Linked DNA regions of Homo sapiens: region 2 is linked to region 1. A link is a contact called in ENCODE Hi-C data. All regions are on one chromosome and are shown on one strand. The core of a region is the stretch at or near the end of the contact, and the rest is flanking DNA. Distances in the headings are between cores, read along the strand shown. Region 1 overlaps CAP2 (cyclase associated actin cytoskeleton regulatory protein 2). Region 2 overlaps KIF13A (kinesin family member 13A).

Region 1 (7,032 bases), core at 3,616-6,115:
ACTATGTGCCAGGTGCTGAAGATACTGAAGAAAAGAAGCCATCCTCGTGCCTGCTGGAAGCCCTGTCCCTTACCTGCCTTTCGGAGCCATCTCCTTCTCCCATCCCCCTTGCTGTGGACGTCCCCAGTCGCTTATCAAGCCCCTGAGAAACACTCCCAATTGGTATCTGCTCTGACTTGGTGCTGTCCCCCTTTCCCTGCCTCTGACTCTCTCCTCCCTGACAGGTCAGTTATTCTAAACTTCCAACTAGGCCACTGCTCTGCATTAAATCCTCTCAGAGCTCCCCAAGAGCAAATGCCTGTCTGGCTCAGCAGCCTCATCACCCAGAATGCCACCAGGTGGGTTTGTTTGTTTGTTTGTTTGTTTGTTTGTTTTTGAGATGGAGTTTTGCTCTTGTCGCCCAAGCTGGAGTGCAGAGGCACCATCTTGGCTCACTGCAACCTCCGCCTCCCGGGTTCAAGCGATTCTCCTGCCTCAGCTTCCTGAGTAGCTGGGATTACAGGCACCCGCCACCACGCCCGGCTAATTTTTGTATTTTCAGTAGAGACGGGGGTTTCACCATGTTGGCCAGGCTGGTCTCGAACTTCTGGCCTCAGGTGATCCACCCACCTTGGCCTCCCAAAGTGCTGGGATTTCAGACATGAGCCACCGCACCTGGCCCAGTTTTTTTTGTTTTGTTTTGTTTTGAGACAGGGTCTTACACTGTTACCTAGGCCGGAGTGCAGTGGTGCCATCATGGCTCACTGCAGCCTCAAACTCCTGGGCTCAAGTGATCCTCCCACCTCAGCCTGCCTAGTAGCTGGGACTACAGGTGTGTGCCACTATGCCTAGCTAGTTTTGTTTGTTTGTTTGTTTGTTTTGTAGAGACAGAGTCTTGCTTTGTTGCCCAGGCTGATCTCTAACTCCTGGGCTCAAGTGATCCTCCCGCCTCAGCCTCTCAAGTAGCAGGGACACCCACTTAGTTTTATTTTAATTTTTGTAGAGATGAAGTCTCACTATACTGTCCTGGCTGGTCCTGAACTCCTGGACTCAAGTGATCCTCCCACCTCGGCCTTCCAAAGAGCTGAGATTACAGGCATGAGCCACCACATCCAACCTGATTCTTACTCCATGCCATTCAGGAAAATTTGTTGTTTCCTGAGCATAGCTTGGCTTTGTGCTCTTTTTGGTATCTTTTTCTGCTGTTCTCTCAGCCTTCCCCTTCAGATTTCTTCTCATCCATAAGTAATAAGCAAACACCTCCCTTCTGGATTGTCCTACCTGGTGCAACCCACAGTCAGACCAGCAGCCTCACAAGCCCTCGATGGCTTGGTCCCACAGCCCCACTGTAACCATTTGTTCCTGTGACCATCTCATTCATCTTTGAATAGCTCAGGGCCAGGAAAATGGTAATTGTGATAAATTAGTCATTTATTGTAATTCTTCAGTGAATTTCACATCTTGGTTTTAAAAAAAAACACACTCATATCACAAGCCCACATTCAGCTCAGAGACAAATGTTAAATCGGCCTCAACCTCAGTTTCCTCTGCTGAAAAATGAGGATAATAATACTGAATTACAAAGTCACTAAGAGAATTAGCATCTATCTTTGTGGAAGCCATAGTTTCAATCACATCAGAGCATCTCCTTATAGAGCTGCAGTTTGTGTTAGTTCTGTTGTCATCAAAGTTTGCACGCGAAGTTAGCACACTTGGTCTTGAATTATACCCTCTGGACATCTAAGGGATTCATGAACATGAACATGGTGCACCTGCTGCTTCATATCTGTTCCACGAGGTGGATATTCTCTCAGTTAATAAGGGGCAGAGTCAAGACTAAAATCCAAGACTGACTCTGATGCCCATGCTGTGTGGAAACTCCACTGTGCTGAGGGGTCTGTGCTGGCAGGACGTCCTACCATTACCCGTTTTGCCTTTGGCCCACTCCGGCAAACACAGGAAAATACCTCCACCAGAAAGTCTACAAACTAACTTTCCTTCCAAAATTAATAAAATTGATGGCCACCATGAGCCACAGAGAAACTACCTTTAAAGAAAATCAGGCTGCGTGCAGTGGCTCACGCCTGTAATTCCAACACTTTGGGAGGCTAAGGCGGGCACATCACGAGGTCAGGAGTTCAAGACCAGCCTGGTCAACATGGTGAAACCCCATCTCTACTAAAAATACAAAAATAAGCCGGGTGTGGTGGCACGCGCCTATAAGCCCAGCTACTCAGGAGGCTGAGGCAGGAGAATTGCTTGAGCCTGGTAGGCGGAGGCTGCAGTGAGCCGAGATCATGCTACTGCACTCCAGCCTGGGCAACAGAGCAAGACTCTGTCTCAGAAAACAAACAAAACAAAAGAAAAAACAAAAGAAAATCAGAATACAGTAACTACCATTCAGTACAGTTTCCAACAAGCAACAGTGTTAAGTCCTCAGAGTCCCACATGGTGCCCCAAAGGGTGTTGAATGACCAAATGTCCCACAGTTGGCATTACCCAGTGTCAGCTACCATCACAGGGAGAGTTAAGTTGCTACTACACTCTTCCATGCACCTCTCTGCTTGCCTGTTTGGATTAGCTTCTTGAAATGTGTTGCCTTGCCCCTTACTACCTAGGGTTTTGCATCCATTCTCTCATTTAACAAACACTAGCTGAGATTCTATTTGCCAGATCCCAGTCTGGAGCTGGGAAAACTGTAGTGAGCAAAACAGATCTGCCCTCCTGGAGTTTGTAATCTAGTAGGTCCATCATGATAGTTGTGCCATTTAGCCAGATCTTGAGTTCTCCACTGGGGTGCTAACGTCCTCCAAAAGGGCATTTTGGAAATGCTTGAGGTTGTCAAATACAGGAGGTTTCTTTTGGCATTTGGTGGGCAGATGCCACAAGCTCAGCAACACACAACACAATGCATTATCCCTCCTCTTACTTGACTGTCACCCACTGTGTATGCATGTAAGTGAAAAACATTTTTAATCATCTGAGCTTAGAACCTAATTTCATTCCATAGTCTATATTAATATGCATAGTAATTTTAATATATATCCTAAATTACCCTGGAATGCAGCTGCAGTGCAAATTGAGGGAAGATGACACTTTATTTTGTTCTGAACTTTTACCATATGTTATTTTCCATGTCAGAAAATGGCATCTCCAGATATCTCCAAAAGACTTCTTGTATTTGATTTGCTAAAACACTCATCTGTATGAGTCCACATCTGTGGCTATCTCTTTCTGCAGGATTCTATGTGCAGTTGCAACTTTGAGACTACATCATATCTTCCTGGTGTTGTTGTGGCCAAGCATTTATGTCTTGAAATTACTTTCCTTTTATTTCCCCTTTATTTTACAATTAGACACCATATGGATTTCTTAAAGTGATGTGTACATGTAGTTTATATTATCTGTGAATTTCTTTCAGGCTAGAAAAGAGGATTATAAAACACTTGCAATTTTAAAATGGAGTATTGGGTTGGGTGGGGTGTAAGTCACAAAGCTAGATGTTCCTGCCATGGCAACAGCACGCCTTTGCGGGCAGAGGTCCTGCCCATGAGTTTTCGGTTGTAGTCCTAAGATTCTGCATGGGTCCAATCAGAACAAACAGAATGAGAGCCTTGGAGAAGGATCCTGGAGGCCTCCTATTAGGCCAGGATTGCTGGAGTTTGGGGACTTTGAGAAGTCCTGGAAGAGAGACTGGGGCAGCCAGGGCAGCAGGGGGTACCCAAAGGGCTTGGAAAGTGGCTGTTTGCCAACCACTATAAAGGATCATGGCGCCTTAACAGCTGGTGAAGCTGCCCTTGTGCCCTTTGGCTGAATGTCAGCTATAAGCTCAGCCCTCCTGCTGACATGTCTGTTTCCCGTGCAAGTAAACTCTTCAGGCTGTGCCCATAGCTCCACTGGGTAAACCACAGGACGTGTGCTACTAAAAGAAATCTGTTTCTCTTTCATTCTTCTTCTGCCTTGAGCCGGTAGAAACTCAGTGTCATTAACATCATGTCCCAGAAATGTGAGTTTCTGATCCTGGGGTTCTTCTAGCACCCTTGCATTGAACTTGAACAGCTTTTCCCAAGGACTGTCCCCCAACGCCCCCGAGATTGTCAGGGTGCCCCATCTGTTCTCCACCTTTTCCAGTATGTCCCAGAGTCATGTAAGTAAATTGCCTGAGATTCTCAAAAAGAGATGACCTAAGTTTCCACCCCATTCTAAAGGGCCTGCATTGTAAGCATGTCCTTCTTACCGCATATCGTGGGCACCATGTTCTCAGTTCTTTCATCAGCTACAGTGTTTAACTCAGCAATAATTATTCCATTTCGTCCAGCTATCCATGATATGCTTTTTCTTCAGTATTTGAGGTCAGTAAAATTGCTTGAATAATTACAATAATAGCAGCTGTCATTTTTAGTCCTCTATTGTGTGTCAGACATGATGCACATATTGTCTTATGTAATCGTCATCAGAACCTTACAGATGACATAGGAAGAATACTGGGGCTCAGACTAGTGTGAACGATACGGTTTAAACCCAGATGTTTCCTGTTCCGAAGCCAATGCTTTTTTTGTTTTGCCTAAGAGTATTAGCTGTGGGAGCGAGACATATCTGGGTCCAAATCTCAGTTCTAGCCAGATGATCTTGGGCAAGTTACTAAGTATTTCTTGATCTTGTTCCCTCACTCATAAAACAGGGATAATAATGCTAATGTTTCCACCAAAGTTTTATGATGTTTACATAATATATAGAATACAAAGTACAGTGCGTGATTTATAGTAAGCAATCAGTAAATTTTCATTTCTTCCCTCCCCGCAAACTGATCTTAAGATGATAGTCATCCCACAGGACTCTCAGATTTCTGCGGGCTTCCTCGCATGACCTGCTGATGAGGACCAAATAAATCCCATTGTCTATCCAGTTCAGCTGCTCTTGGCCCCAGCCTTGTCCCTGTGTTTATTCTGGAAGGAGTACTTAATGTGCCAGGAGGAAGGAAAGGGTTTGACCTTACTGGTCTTTGCAGGAACTGTGTTCTGTACTTTGCAGTACCCATGTGCGATGCTGGAAAGGTACATCTTAGAAACGCAGAGAAATCTTCTATAATCAACCATGGGAAATGGTTGTCTATTTTTTCTCTCTATAAATTTCCCAACTTCTTGTGATGTTTGCCAGTGGTGGGGTGCATGTATTTTGATTTTAACTTTGTATTTTGGGGTCACCAAAAAAAATCAAAACACAAATAAGTCTATGGGCTGGAAGTCAGAAGGAGCAGAACTGAGGGAAGGTAACTGAAAGAGAAAAACAAGATTGGTGAGGCACCAGAGGGTCTAGCAGGAACATGGAACTGCAGCTGGCAGGCTTTATTCTGTGCTGCCGATCAGCAGCAGGCATATTATATCCTGGACTATGTGCCGGCGTCCAAAGTGGCTGGAATTGAAAGTGAACTTTAGCCTATGCGTGGCTGAATTCAGGTCAGCCAGTTGGGGGGAAAAGCAGCTTTTATCCCTGTCCACTTCCTGATTTCTCCTCATTGATGTTCCATACTCCGTTCTGATCAGCTGCTAGCATGTGACAGGCTGGCTGGATCAAACAGCATCAACCAAATGTTCAGTCAAACGTTGTAGTCAGCTAAATATTTTCACATAAGCCTTTTTTACATTAATAAAATCTCCCCTCCTCCTCTGACCCCTTTGTACTGCTTCACTCCTTTTTTTCATAGTACGATATCCCTAATATGTCTGTTGTTTACTGTCTGTTTACTGCTTGTAAACCCCAAAGGAAAGACCCATTTTCCCCACTTATGTATCGCAAGTCCCTAGGACTATGCCTGGCACCTAGTAGGTGCTCAATAAATATTGTAACAGATAAAAAGAACAAGAAAACATGAGGTCAGAGTTAGTGGATATCAGGCAGAAAAAAATGTTTATGAAGGAAAACAGAGGAGGACATAAAAGACAATATCTGATCATTTTCTTCACGTGTGAATAAAAAATCTGTATCAAAACAAGATAAACTATTACCTTCTTTAGAGAGGTACATTTTATTTCCGATTTACCCAGATCACATTGGACTTTTCAGAAGCTTAATTTTTATTTGTCACTTCAGTGTTAGTTTGTGTATTCATTCACTTGTTCATTCATGCCTGTTACATGACACTATGTTTAGTATAAAAATGCAAGCTAGACCACCAGCATCCACTCATATAACCCAAATAAGCCACTTAAATAGTGCACCTCTCTCTCACCTCAATTTGTTAAGATATGATAGAGATGAAACCAAGGCTAAAGGTTGTTTCTCTCTACAGGCCAACAAGTTTTAGGATATAATGAGTAATTGACCTGGGAAATTAAACAAAAATAATTTCACCGCCAACCACAGACTGTACCCATAATGGAGGCTGGCTGTCTCACAGACTTTTGCTGCTGGCCAGAGTGAATGACTCAGCACAAGTCAACCCCAGGAGAGAAACAATACAGAGCTCACCCCTGGCTGATTGAGGGCCAGAAGCGCCATTCTTGTAGGTGAGGAACAGAGCATGTATACACTGTGTTGTTCTGAATTGGAACTGAATTGTACTGAATACAGGAACATATAGCACATTTATGAATCATGTGTACTGGATTGAAAATGTGAGAAGATGCTCCCAAGCAAAGACACACTGAGGAGTGGAGACCAGAAAGGAACTGAGCTGAGGAGGGGGCAAAAAAAAAAAAAAAGCAAGCCCATTGCAGCTGCACTGCAGATATTACTCATCAGTTGTGGCCCCTGGGAACACCTGGTTGAGGGCAGCCGAAACAGTACGTCTAAATCGGAATTCCTGGTCTTTGCGCTAAAGCCTGCTCCTTCTGCCATTTCCCCCATCTCAGTTGATGGCGACTCCATCCTTCTAGTTGTTCAGGTCAGAGACCAAGGAGTCATTCCTGACTCCTCATTTGCTTTGATACCCCACATCCGGTCTAAAATCTACTTTTCACAATCTCCACTACATTCACTCTGGCCTGAGCTGCCTTCATCTCTTGTCGGAATTATTGCAGTAGTCTCGAATACGATGTCCCTAGTTCTGCGTTT
Region 2 (6,498 bases), core at 2,732-5,231, 330 kb after region 1:
GGGATTACAGGCCTGAGCCACCGCACCTGGCCTGAGTCAGGTCAGGTTCTTCCTGTCACCCAGGCTGGAGTGTGGTGGCATGATCGCAGCTCACTAAAGCCTTGATCTCTGGGGCTCAAGTGACCCTCCCTCCTAAGCCTCCCAAGTAGCTGGGATTATAGGCACCAGCTACCATGCCTGGCTAATTTTTTATTTTTTGTAGAGACAAGGTCTCGTTATGTTGCTCAGGCTGGTCTTAAACTCCTGGGCTCAAGCGATCCTCCCAGTGACCTTATAGGCATGCACCACCACGCCTGGGTAATTTTTACTTTTTGTAGAGACAAGGTCTCACTATGTTGCCTGGGCTGGATTCAAACTCCTGGGCTTAAGTGATCCTCCCGCCTCAGCCTCCCCAAGTGCTAGGATTACAGGTGTGAGCCACTGCACCCAGCTATAAATCTTAAACTTTCACATTTAGTAGATTAATCAGCACTGAAGTTGTATTTAAATAGATTCAAAAGTATGAGAAATAAGAAAAAAATGCTTTTGTGTTAAAGAAATTATTCAAACTTTCTAAATTTCAATACATACCTGTCTAACCCTTGCAACTTGGCACCATTTTTATTGAAGGGTAAATGGTTTGGGGGTAGGAGGGGTCTTTAACAGCTAACATTATAGTAAACATACTTAGGGTGGACAATATTTGTGAAAGGAAAAGCTAATTGGCAATATCACGTATGGGATTAAGAGTTCTCTTGTTGCTAGGTTTGTCCCTGACATGTCTCAAAAACCCCTCCCTCAAAGACCCACGGCCTTGGGGCCTTGACTCTGGGCTGCCCCCGCTGCAGTTCTTACCTCTCTTCTGCCCACTGGGTCACCTTCTGCTGCGCTGTCTGGCTGCTGTAGGCCAGGCGGTCAGGGCCGCTACTCTGTGGCTGCCTGTCGGGGGAGAGCTGCTGGCGGAGTTGCTCCAGTTCCCGCTCATACATGAGCCGCTGCTCCTCTAGGGCACTTCTCTTTTCTTCTAGGTATTGTTTCTCCAGGACCTGAACCACATTTTGAACTGGGTCTAGTGAGCCAAGAGACAAGGCAAGGTGTCTTAGTGGCGGCTAAAACAAGCATTCATGCCAGGCACTGCAGCCTGTGGGAGGCTTCCTCTAGCAAGGAATCTAGCCAGTCAATACGCTTTTTGTGAGAGGCCTGAGGGGCCACATCAGGGAAATCCTCTCAAATTCCTTGTTACAGACATTGCAGATAAATGCCCTTTATAAGTATACATTCTCCACATCCTCTACGTTACTTTCTTCAATTTGATGAGCTCATCCTAACGTTTAGATAAATCATTAACCTACTACCAGCAGATGGGGGAAGAGAGAGGAATGTGATCTTATCCACTGGGAAGAAAAACTTCACGAAATCTAGGACAATTCCAAACACAGAAGCACATAAGATTTGATCTTTCTTTATGGTAATTCATTTCTATGTCCATTTAATATCAGTTTTGGTATACGACAAAGATTTATGACTTTCACCACAAATCCTATTACTATTGAATTTCTCTAAGTGGGAGGAAACTTACAGATCACAGCACATGTTTGAAAATATTGCTTAAGGATATGGTCTGGCAATTTCTCAGACTAGTATCTAAAAGGACAATTCACTTGCAAAAATAATAAAAACCTGTTTCTAACATCTCACGTGTACAGGCACAGAGCTCACCACCATGCACATGGGTGAAAAGGTATAGATGTACTAACAGATCTTGCTCCAATGAGCTACCATGATGGTTGTGGTATAGGTAAATCCTAATGGGCTGGGCAGGATATCAACTTGGTAATGACCAATAAGCTGGATACTGTGGAGAAAGATCAAGGCTCTGGGTCACATGTACAAAAGGAGAAAGTTACTGACATCACTAAGTGAGGACAGTGTAGGGAAGGAGAATGTTAGACAATCTCAATAGTAGAACAAGAAAATCATCATCACAGTTAATATTTCCCAGAACTATATTGGACTGAGAGATGCATTCTCAGACCAGCCTGGGACATGATTTTCTCCTTGTACATTCACACATTTGCCTGCTATTCAGTGCCATTTATGCTGTATTCCCACACATTGGCACTCAGTTTAATTTCCAGAAAAGAAGCTGAAAATTAAAGTGACTCAGGAGGAATTTTTATATTACCTGATGATTGCTATTGACTGGTTTTTCCAAGATACCCTAACAACTTGTAAAATACACATGTAAATTGTAATAATTTTCTATATTAGCATTAAGAGAAAAAGATAGCATGTTAGCTTCAAAAAATAAAGTTAAATAATTCAAAACAAAAAGAATCAATTTTTTTAAAATCACAAGAAAAGCTCAGTATAGATGAGTTGTTTTAATAAAAATGACAACCACAATGGCAACAATAACTCTACTAGCTCCTGGCTACATCGCAAGTAGAGGTTCTATCTGCTTTGCATGCATCACTTCATGAAAGCTTTGCAACAAGCCTAAGTGTGGATATCATCCCGATTTTAAAAATGAGGAAACGGGGGCTCAAAAAGGCTAAACAGCTGATCTACAACACGTAGCTACAAAGTGACAGGGTCAGGTTTTTAACTCAGATAACTAACTAATTGGCTGGGGTAGGACATTCACTTGGTAATAAACTGATGTGGTACTCTTACCCCCAATGTTTTGCTTACAATTAGTATTCTGTGAAAGAGTGATACTTTTGAAAAAGATACTGTTTTATTGATATAAAATTCTAAAATTCAGCATGTTTTCAAAGAAGCAAAATAGTTTTCTTTGTAGAGTCCTGACATGAGTTCCTAAAATATATCACTTTTTTTTTTTTTTTTTTTGAGACGGAGTTTCGCTCTGTTGCCCGGGCTGGAGTGCAGTGGCGCGATCTCGGCTCACTGCAAGCTCCACCTCCCAGGTTCAAGCCATTCTCCTGCCTCGGCCTCCCCAGTAGCTGGGACTACAGGTGCCCACCACCACGCCAGGCTAATTTTTTGTATTTTTAGTAGAGATGGGGTTTCACCGTGTTAGCCAGGATGGTCTCGATCTCCTGACCTCATGACCTAAAATATATCACTTAAAAAGCTGATGGAAAATAAACTGGGGGCCAGGCGTGGTGGCTCACGCCTGTAATCCCAGCATTTCGGGAAGCTGAGGTGGGCGATCACTTGAGGTCAGGAGTTCAAGATCTGCCTGGCCAACGTGATGAGACCCTATCTCTACTAAAAACACAAAAACTAGTCAGGCGTGGTGGCATGTGCCTGTAGTCCCAGCTACTTGGGAGGCTGAGGCAGGAGAATTGCTTGAACCCAGAGGCGGAGGTTGTAGTGAGCTGAGATCGTGCCACTGCACTCCAGCCTGGGCAACAGAGTGAGACTCCATCTCAAAAAAAGAAAGAAAAGAATATAAACTGGGGGAAAAAACCCAAACCAAAAAACAAACAAAAAATCTTATGCAAACATAGATCCTGGGTGGGTAAAATATTATCTATATAATAACAACCTATGTATTCCTAAGCATCAGAACTTCTGACAAACTCCTATAACTTCTAAAAAAATATGAGAAATATGGTAAAATTTTTTTGAGGGCATCTGAAGACATTTTAAATGTAAGCTCTAGAGAAGAAAAGTTCTTTCAGAATTAAAAAAATATATACACATATTTCTCAAACAGTATATAGGCTCTGGGTTTAAAAAAGAAAGGACAGGGTGCTACAGTACTTGCCATCCATTTATATTTAGATGGAGCCCAACTGTCCTAACAGTGTTTATAAATCTTTTCCAGAGAAGCTGGAAAACACACCGTTTTATAAAACTGCATTATAGGGTTTTTGCTACGAGATACTGAATAAGATATATAATCCACATTTCCATTGTTAGTCAGTAGTGCAGAAACACACATGATCCCAAATGACTGGGGCAGAGGGGATCTCACCCCAAGGTTCCATGCTGACACAGGCCACGTGAGTGAGGCTATTTGAAACTGCACCAGCAGCTGTCATGACACAGCACTACCACTACTCACTAGGCATGATGAGTGGCCACAAATTGAAGTGCAAATACAGAAGACAGAGCAACTCAATCCGTCCTTCCTCTGAGACTCCCACAGTAGAGTCTTGTAAGCCCCATTCCCGAACTCCCAGATCCGCCCTCACCACACACAGCTACGGTGGAGGTCTAGGGGCTGGGGTTTTGTTTCGCCTCTGATCCCTAACATTAGTCTGCAAACACCTTTCTCACGGACAACTTTGATGACATTTTCTTTTCAAATCAATTAACCAGTTTCAAGTCTTTACCCCACACACAGCATATTTTCAAACAGACCATCCAAATCAGCAAGTCGATCTGACTCTATGATGTGGCCCAGGACGGAAGCCAAAGATTATTCAGCCCTTTCTCAAAATACCAACCAAATATCAAGAGATTGTCCACAGGTTTATTTTTCCTATCATTTTCCTTCTCTTGAATGAACTGTTTTAAATAGTGAGCCAGGTGCCCAAAGCCAAGATCTCAAAGAAGTAAGTATTTTAGGAAAAAAGAAAGGACCACGTTTACTTTGGGCATAGCACTTTCTCGTCCTCATTAGTTTCTTCTTTACTTAGTAGGTAACTATGCAATGAGCTCAAACCGACCCATCATCCCAAGAATGGAAAAGAAAAAATGGCGGTGGTAGTGGTGCTGGTAGCAGGGTATTCATATAAGAAAGAGAATTAGAATTAATTAACACCAAAATGTCTAAAAAACTGAATTGAGGGGAAACAGATCTTTGGAGAAAAAAAGAACTATTTGATCCCAGATGGAACAAACTGGCACTACGCATGACCCTTTGTCAGCCCCTTAATTGTTCTTTATTTTTAAAATGTTTTGTAGAGATGAAGGCTCACTATGTTGCCCAGGCTGGTCTCGAACTCCTGGCCTCAAGCAATCCTCCCACTTTGGCTTCCCAAAGTGCTGGGATTACAGGAGAGAGCCATTGCGCTTGGCAAAGTTGCACTTTCTTTAGAGCTGCCATTGACATTGAAAAAAGAGATGATTCTTATTTTGTCTGATTCCTATTTCAAACCCCTGGGAAGAAGGCATTATTGTCCACAAATACTAGGTTTCTTTTTACTTTTAATTCAAATGAATTGGATTTTAGATCAGTATTTACTCTAGAAACTAAAAAAATACATTAATCTTACCTATTACTGGGATACTGTAGGTGAATATATATCTGGAAGTACTACTGACCTGAACTGCTCTGCTGTCAACAGCAACAAAGCCATCGATAACAGCAGTAATAATACCAATAATACTTTTCAGTGCTGTTGCACACATACAGAATAGCTGCTGTTAGAGTTTAACCAAAATCTGGGAGGCAAATGGAATTGGGACATGGTGTGTGTGTGTGTGTGTGTGTGTGTGTGTGTGTGTTGGGGGTGGGGTGTTCATAATTGAAAAGGAACATTCCTCAATGAAGAATACAGAACACCTTCATCAGCCAGAAAACTCCAGCTTCTTCCCAATCATGTTAGTTAGATTTTTGCCAAAGCATGGAGCATGAGCATCAATCAGCAGCACTGCTAAAAACCAGCCAAGCTCCCTCATGCCAATGCCAATCAGTTAAAAACCTTTATCCCAGTGTTTGTGGAGGAGCTTCGTCTGAAACCACATGAGAGGAAAGAGGATCTTCAAATAAGACCACCAAGGGGATGACCACCAGGCAGACAGGCTTATTATCGGGAAGCCACCTAGCAGTAGAGGGGAATCACAGTGAACACCGTCCAGCCACCGGCACATCAGCACTTGCATCAGAGACTGTGTGTATGCCCCAAAGGGAAGCTCCACTGGAACTGGGTAAAGGATGGGGTAGGGGGAAACATAACTTCTTTTTTTTTTTTTTGTGATGAAGTCTTGCTCTGTCACCCAGGTTGAAGTGCAATGGTGCGATCTCAGCTCTAACTGCGGCCTCCACCTCCCAGGTTCAGGTGGTGCTCCTGTCTCAGCCTCCTGAATAGCTGAGACTACAGGCACGCATCACTACACCTGGCTAAATTTTTGTATTTTTAAGACAGACTGGGATTCACCATGTTGGCTAGGGTGGTCTCGAACTCCTGACCTCAAGTGATCCGTCCACCTCAGCCTCCCAAAGTGCTGGGATTACAAGCATGAGCCACTGCACCCAGCCATAAATATGACTTCAATATGGACAAAATCAACACTGGAGAGCAAGGCCTGATCTGGGATACAAAAGAATAATTCATGTTAACACTGTGCACCAGGCCACTGATGACTCCAATTGGTTTGGCTGAGAGGATCAGAGGAATTAACAAATGCTTACTGAATACTCATTGATTATTGAAGGAGTTAATTTATATATAAGAAGGTAGTAATTGATTCAAATAAGGAACCTGTGATCTCGGAGGGCTAAATGATTAAACTGATACCACCTGTAAACTCTGCAGAGTTAGCGACTAGAGATGTCTAGATTCTGTAACGTCCGCTGAAGCAATGAGCTGTCTCCAATGG

The links. A loop is a pair of places that touch in the nucleus more often than their neighbours do. Pooled maps may share reads with other maps.
Region 2: a map with no recorded cell type shows a loop between it and region 1 (2.0-fold over the local background). The contact joins two enhancer-like sites. A Hi-C loop is called at or near these places in 7 of 37 single-sample maps with no recorded cell type and 9 of 50 pooled maps.

What each region holds. Positions count from the first base shown.
Region 1 is chr6:17,487,111-17,494,142 of GRCh38, forward strand. All of the region lies in intron 4 of CAP2 (cyclase associated actin cytoskeleton regulatory protein 2), which reads left to right. Among named protein-coding and RNA genes, the nearest start is that of CAP2, 97 kb to the left of the region's middle. Within about 2 kb of position 4,866, at least 6 of the 41 ENCODE cell types and tissues checked have a DNase peak (open chromatin) inside an H3K27ac peak, as active enhancers do.
Region 2 is chr6:17,816,186-17,822,683 of GRCh38, forward strand. It overlaps KIF13A (kinesin family member 13A), which reads right to left. Exons shown (of 39, transcript NM_022113.6): 17 at 835-1,048. Among named protein-coding and RNA genes, the nearest start is that of NUP153-AS1, 110 kb to the left of the region's middle. Within about 2 kb of position 3,982, at least 2 of the 41 ENCODE cell types and tissues checked have a DNase peak (open chromatin) inside an H3K27ac peak, as active enhancers do.